2 separate regions of the Homo sapiens genome follow, and region 1 is linked to region 2. Evidence: chromatin loops called from intact Hi-C (ENCODE). Cell type or tissue: chondrocyte. All regions are shown on one strand. Each heading gives the region's core, and the rest is flanking DNA. Links, peaks and the distances in the headings are about the cores only.

Region 1 (2,921 bases), core at 141-2,640, 600 kb after region 2:
GATTGAGTTTTAACTTCTTCCCAGGCTGCTTTTAGAGCTTATGTATCTTTGTACTTGCTCATCATTTCCAGTAGAAATCATTCCTTCAGTCCCTATCCTCCCAGCTAGGATTATGCTTGCATAAACACCTATGCAAGCATTGACCATGGCTTTTATTACCACACTTTTTTAGTAATTTATTTGCTTTTGTATCTGCCTTGTCTTCTAAACTATGCCATTCAAAGCTTTTTAAAAATCTGTATCCCAACCAAATACAGGGCTTGGCATGTAGTTTACCTGCTTACTTAAATTAAACTTAAGAATATTAGATGCAGAGTTATAATGATGACAGATTTGATCAGATTAAAACAAGTGGAGTATGTTGAGCAGTAATATTAGTTCATTATGGAAAGATACATGATAATAAAAACTATTCAATGAAAGATTATAATGTGTCAGGCATTAAACTCAGTGTAAAAATACATCATTCTATTATTCAATATCCAATTCAAATTTGGAAGATATGTCTTATTAGGTATAACTTTAAAACTAAATTAAAATCTTAATAGATGTAACTTTAAAACTAAATTAAAAATGTATTTATTTTTGAACTATTACTAAGTGGATAGTAGGAGAGTGAGTAGGGCTTTAATTGGAGGAAAAAGTCTTTAGAAAGGGACAGAAGTCATCCTTGTTTCTTTGTATTCAGTTTTTAAAACGTTACTACAAATGTGTATACTTGGCTACATGGCAGAGATCTTCCGGAAAGAACACTGCCCTCATTTATAATTTGGACATAGCATGTTGGGTGAGACAGAGGGCTATTGGAGAAGTGAGCCCAGATGAGACCTTGCATATAATGCAGTGCTTCGTGCTGTTATCAACGGTTAATTGTAAAGGTTTTAGTAAGTACCATCCTTCCAACCTAAGGCCCAAAGTGGGATACTTCAGGCCATGGCTACTTAGCATAATTCCTGATTTTCATTTAGTAGGAAGCCTACTAATTAGGAAGTCTGTTGAGTAATTTTTGAATGAAATGCTCATTGCTGATTGCTTTGTTTCTTGGACAAGTATTTAATCTCGAATTGATATAGTGCTTATAATCACTGATAAATCATTTTGAGACTTGCATTTAATTTTGGCTTATATAACATTTATATTACTCTAGTGATGTTGAGTTGAATTCTGAAAGATTTAAGTGCAAAATCTTTGAAAAAATTTATCACATAGTTTTCCCACACTTCTCATCACACAGTACAGCTTTTCTTCCCTTTTTTTCACTTGATTTTATTGTTTCCTTAATTTCTCAATATTTTCTGCCAATTATGTGAATTAGACATTCTTTATTTAATCCTAATACTTAGAGTCTATCAGTAGGAAAGACTACATTAATGCTCAAAAATATATTTTAAAAAGTATTTTGCTTTCAACCCTTTCCAGTATCCAGTAGAAATTTATTCTAAAGCTCTTTTTGTGATTTTCCTGCAGTGACACCACAGCCAAAGCCCTATGGGAAGCTTTACTGAACACTAAGCACAAAGAGGCAGTGATGGAAGTTCGGAGACATCTAGTGGAAGCGGCAAGCAGAGAAAACCTGCCAATCAAGATGAGTATGGGTAAGCCTAAACCTAGGACACAGGCAGCCTCTGAGGAAGCTTATTTAAACCTGTTCTGAATTGTGGGCCAAGCTAGCCAACATGGAATCTAGGCCAAAGTAGTAACGACTTTTGTATACTGTTGAAAGAATAGGGAAGGAATATGTGCACGCTGCCCTTGGGCTCAGCAATGACCACTTTTCTTAGACTCAGCTTTGGGAACTCTCTAGGAGAGTTTTTGCTTACAAAGAATAATTATTTTAGTTTCTTATTGATCTATTTTAGAACTGTCAAAATTGGTCTGGACTACCTCTCCTTAATTCTATTCCAACCCTACTCCCTTTTTTCCCCCATTCTTCCCCTATTACCCCACTTATGGTGGGTAAAAGTTCTCTTATTACTTTCGAATTAGTGACTGAAATGGTACTGAGAAAAGAATTGAGCAGTCAGACATGGTCTGGCCTAGTCCCTCACCCTTAGAGTCCTAATTGTCAAGTCACATCAGCGTTATTTCTTCTTCACCAGGAATTACATACCTAATTTTTCTATTTCTTGTTTTTTTTCACATCCATCTTTGTCTTTGGTATTAGATGAATATGATTGCAATGGAATTTAAGTTTTAAATGGCTTTTTTTCTTTTGATCAAAAAGTCAGAGAACCACAGAAGTAATGCGTTGATTTTAGAAAAAAAATTTGGCTTTTAATTTTTTTGTTTTAAAAAATATTAAATAATTTTATTGATACAGAAATATTTAAATATGGATATTGAATCTGGTTAATAGGTAGAATTTGTTTCTGGAAGTTTGCAAAATTTTATTTTTCTCTTTTAAAAATAAGGTTTCTCTCTTATAATCTGTTCTTAGGTATTCAGTAAATATTAGTACATTTTATTGGATGGGAAAATTTTTCTTTGCTGAGATTCATAGGCCAAGTTCTTGATTACACATGGGGGCAAAAATCAAACTAAGTTGAAATAGAACAAAATTTGAAAGTAGCAGAATATGGATGAATCTAGGAAGAAAAATGTTACAGGGTTATAACATGAAAAGAATATGACTTTTAGTGTATTAGGTAACTATATTTGAGGGCTGCAAGGAACATAATGATGATAAGAAAAGTGAAATAACTAACCATTATTGAGAACTTACAGTATGCTAGGTCTTTGGACTGTTTATATGTGTTATCTTATTTCATTCTTAGAGTAATTCTATGAAACAGGTACTATTAGTATCCCATTTTGCAGGTAGGGAAACTGAAACAGAAAAATAAGTTGCCCAAGGCCATATATCTGATAAGTGGTAGGACTGGAATTCAAATCCAAGAATTTTGATGCCACGTAATATGCAC
Region 2 (2,921 bases), core at 299-2,798:
TGCGAGTGTAAGTGCGTGGCTGCTCACTGGGCCCACACTCTCCTACCTCTTTGCCTTTGTTCAGCTTCACCATCCCTGTGCCTCTGGAAACCCACCTTTTTTTTTTTTTTTTTTTTTTTGAGACGGAGTTTCATTCTTGTTGCCCAGGCTGGAGTGCAATGGCGCAATCTTGGCTCACTGCAACCTCTGCCTCCTGGGTTCAAGGGATTCTCTTGCCTCAGCCTCCTGAGTAGCTGGGATTACAGGCATGTGCCACCATACCCAGCTAATTTTGTATTTTTAGTAGAGACGGGGTTTCTCCATGTTGGTCAGGCTGGTCTCGAACTCCCGACCTCAGGTGATCTGCCTACCTTGGCCTCCCAAAGTGCTGGGATTACAGCTATGAGCCACCACACCCCGCTGGAAGCCCACCTATTCTATGAACCCGACTCCACAGCTCTCTCTTTTGTGAAGTTTCCCTCAGTTCTCCACTCCTGATGAATACAATCTCTTCTTTGGCAATTTGTATTTTTCTTCTAAGCCAACCCCATTCTGCCTTGTATTATGGTTGTTGATGTATTACGGTTACTGACAAGGTTGGTTCTGCCTTGTCTGATTCTTTTTTTTTTTTCTGAGACGGAGTTTCACTGTTGTTGCCCAGGCTGGAGTGCAATGGCGTGATCTCAGCTCACCACAACCTCCGCCTCCAAGGTTCAAGCGATTCTCCCGCCTCAGCCTCCCCAGTAGCTGGGATTACAGGCATGTACCACCACGCCCGGCTAATTTTGTATTTTTAGTAGAGATGGGGTTTCTCCATGTTGGTCAGGTTGGTCTCGAACTCCTGACCTCAAGCGATCCGCCCGGCCATCTGATTCTTATTTGATGCTTAGTTTATTAAAGGCTAGAACTGTGTCCTTTTCACTTCTGCATGTCTAACAACAGAGGCTTATACATCGCAGGAGCTCAAAAATATGTATAGGACAACAGGAATTACAAAAGAATTAAAGAGTCTTTCCCTATTAAAAGATGACACTAGATATCTATAACTAAGAATAGACAGATACCTGGGCAAAATGTGCACTTTTTGAGTGCTGAGGCTGCAATCCTTTATTGGGTACAATGACATGTCCACATAAGCTTTTCCCAAAGAATGTGAATGAAGTTCGACCCAATATGATGACATCCAGGGCAGGGGACAAGATTCCCTTTCTGGGACCTAAATTTTTTTGTGTACAGGGCGTACATGGATTCTATTCTGAAATGACTAAAAATTCTCTAAATAGCTCCAAGAGGGAAGTCTGTCTTCCCCTCCCCACATACTGATGATATCTGAGCACAAGGAGAAGCCACTGACAAATGTAGAAACCTGGTCCTCATCTGCAAAAATGAGTGCTTTGAACTAAATAAACCTTATAACCTGTTATAGTTTGAGAAATATTACATATTCCATTATTTTCCTGGAGAGGTTTAGCCGATCATACTGAAAAACAGAAACCAAACCCCAAAACTCACCAATGGTTAAGCTTTCGTCTAGGGAAAAAAGTGACTTTTACGAGCACACTGCTTATTTTGTGGTGACTGCAGAGCCCAATATCTAATCTGCTTCCCCACTTCCTGTGTTATGAAATGCTGGACATAGTTTTCTCTTGGCTCAGTGGCAATTTGATAAAGAGCGAAGAGCTGAGATGAAAGACATAGTGAACACTGCCCTCTTTTGTCCACCCTGGGTTTCTGCCACTTCTCTTTGGTAAGTGTATCAGGCAGACACGAGTTAAAGTCGTGCTAGTTAAGTAAACCTTGGTGTGTAATTCCATTTCAGTTGTTCTCTGCGTGACTCCCCGGTTTCAGCAGTGTGGAACATCTTTATTTTGGTGTCATAAACATTTCAGCTTACCCAAGCCTGCCACTTTGCGCCAGAAACCATTTAATGATGGTTGTTCGGTGCCGACCCCAAAAAAGTGGATGTAAAGCAAAAAAGAGGCTCTATTGTCTGAGGTTTTCCTGCTCCGTTTGGATTACCAGGGAGTTAAAGATAAAACCCCAGGCAGAAAGCTACATGTCAGCAGTAAGGGAACAAGATTACCTTCCACGTTACTCATTTAGAAGAGACGGCTTTTGTCTTAGTGTTTTGAGAAATTCTTCTTAAATAATTTGGTTATGACTTTCTTGTGTGTTGTGTGAGATATGTAGGAAGGAGCTTTATAAAGGAAATATAGTGCCACGTTGCTTAAATTTATTGAGGCAACCCTAGCAAGAGAAGTGCATTTCTGTTTGTAGAACAACTTATACATTTTTCATAGGCATAAACAGAAATTAAAAATTAATATGGGCTGGGTGCAGTGGCTCATGCCTGTAATCCCAGCACTTTGGGAGGACAAGGCGGTGGATCATCTATGGTCAGGAGTTTGAGACCAGCCTGGCCAACATGGTGAAACCCCATCTTTACTAAAACTACAAAAATTAGCCAGTCGTAGTGGCAGGTACCTGTAATCCAGCTACTCAGGAGGCTGAGGCAGGATAATCAGTTGCACCTGGGAGGCAGAGGTTGCGGTGAGCCGAGATCATGCCACTGCATGCCAGCCTGGGAAACAGAGCAAGAAAAATAAAATTAATATGACCTCCTTTCTTGGCTGACCTGAATCATACTTTGCAGTTATTTTTTTTCTTGTGAAAGTGAGTTTGTATTTGGAAGGTCTGCAGAGAACACCAGGGATGAAGAGGTAGAGGAGGGAATAACGTTAGTTAGGAGTACAGTTTAGAGTGCTGTTGGCTGTTTGCCCAAATGCAAATTATTTAATTTGATCTGAAAGCTTTAAATGTAATATTTGTGAGGATTCAGTCCATCAGTAAATCATCAGATATGTGTGTACATTTGCTGTGTACCCAACTAGGCATCAGGGCGTACATGACAATAGGGGAGATTGTGTTCTGGTTGGAAAAGG

The links. Hi-C counts contacts between places; a loop is a spot of excess contacts. Peaks named below come from ENCODE experiments on the same cell type or tissue, not always from the same donor. Only the 100,000 strongest peaks of a DNase experiment are listed, where the experiment ranks them.
Region 1: it touches region 2 in a loop (2.4-fold over the local background); 5 of 110 quality-filtered maps call a loop at or near these places.

Annotation. Positions count from the first base shown.
Region 1 is chr4:53,312,310-53,315,230 of GRCh38, reverse strand. It overlaps SCFD2 (sec1 family domain containing 2), which reads left to right. Exons shown (of 9, transcript NM_152540.4): 3 at 1,468-1,595. Among named protein-coding and RNA genes, the nearest start is that of SCFD2, 52 kb to the left of the region's middle. In chondrocyte, for the core only: a CTCF peak has its summit at 1,548 (motif pointing left); no DNase peak of the experiment used is centred there.
Region 2 is chr4:53,907,587-53,910,507 of GRCh38, reverse strand. The region is part of intron 1 of LOC124900702 (a long non-coding RNA gene); the gene reads right to left. Among named protein-coding and RNA genes, the nearest start is that of CHIC2, 160 kb to the left of the region's middle. In chondrocyte, for the core only: CTCF peaks have their summits at 1,499 and 1,704 (motif pointing left); no DNase peak of the experiment used is centred there.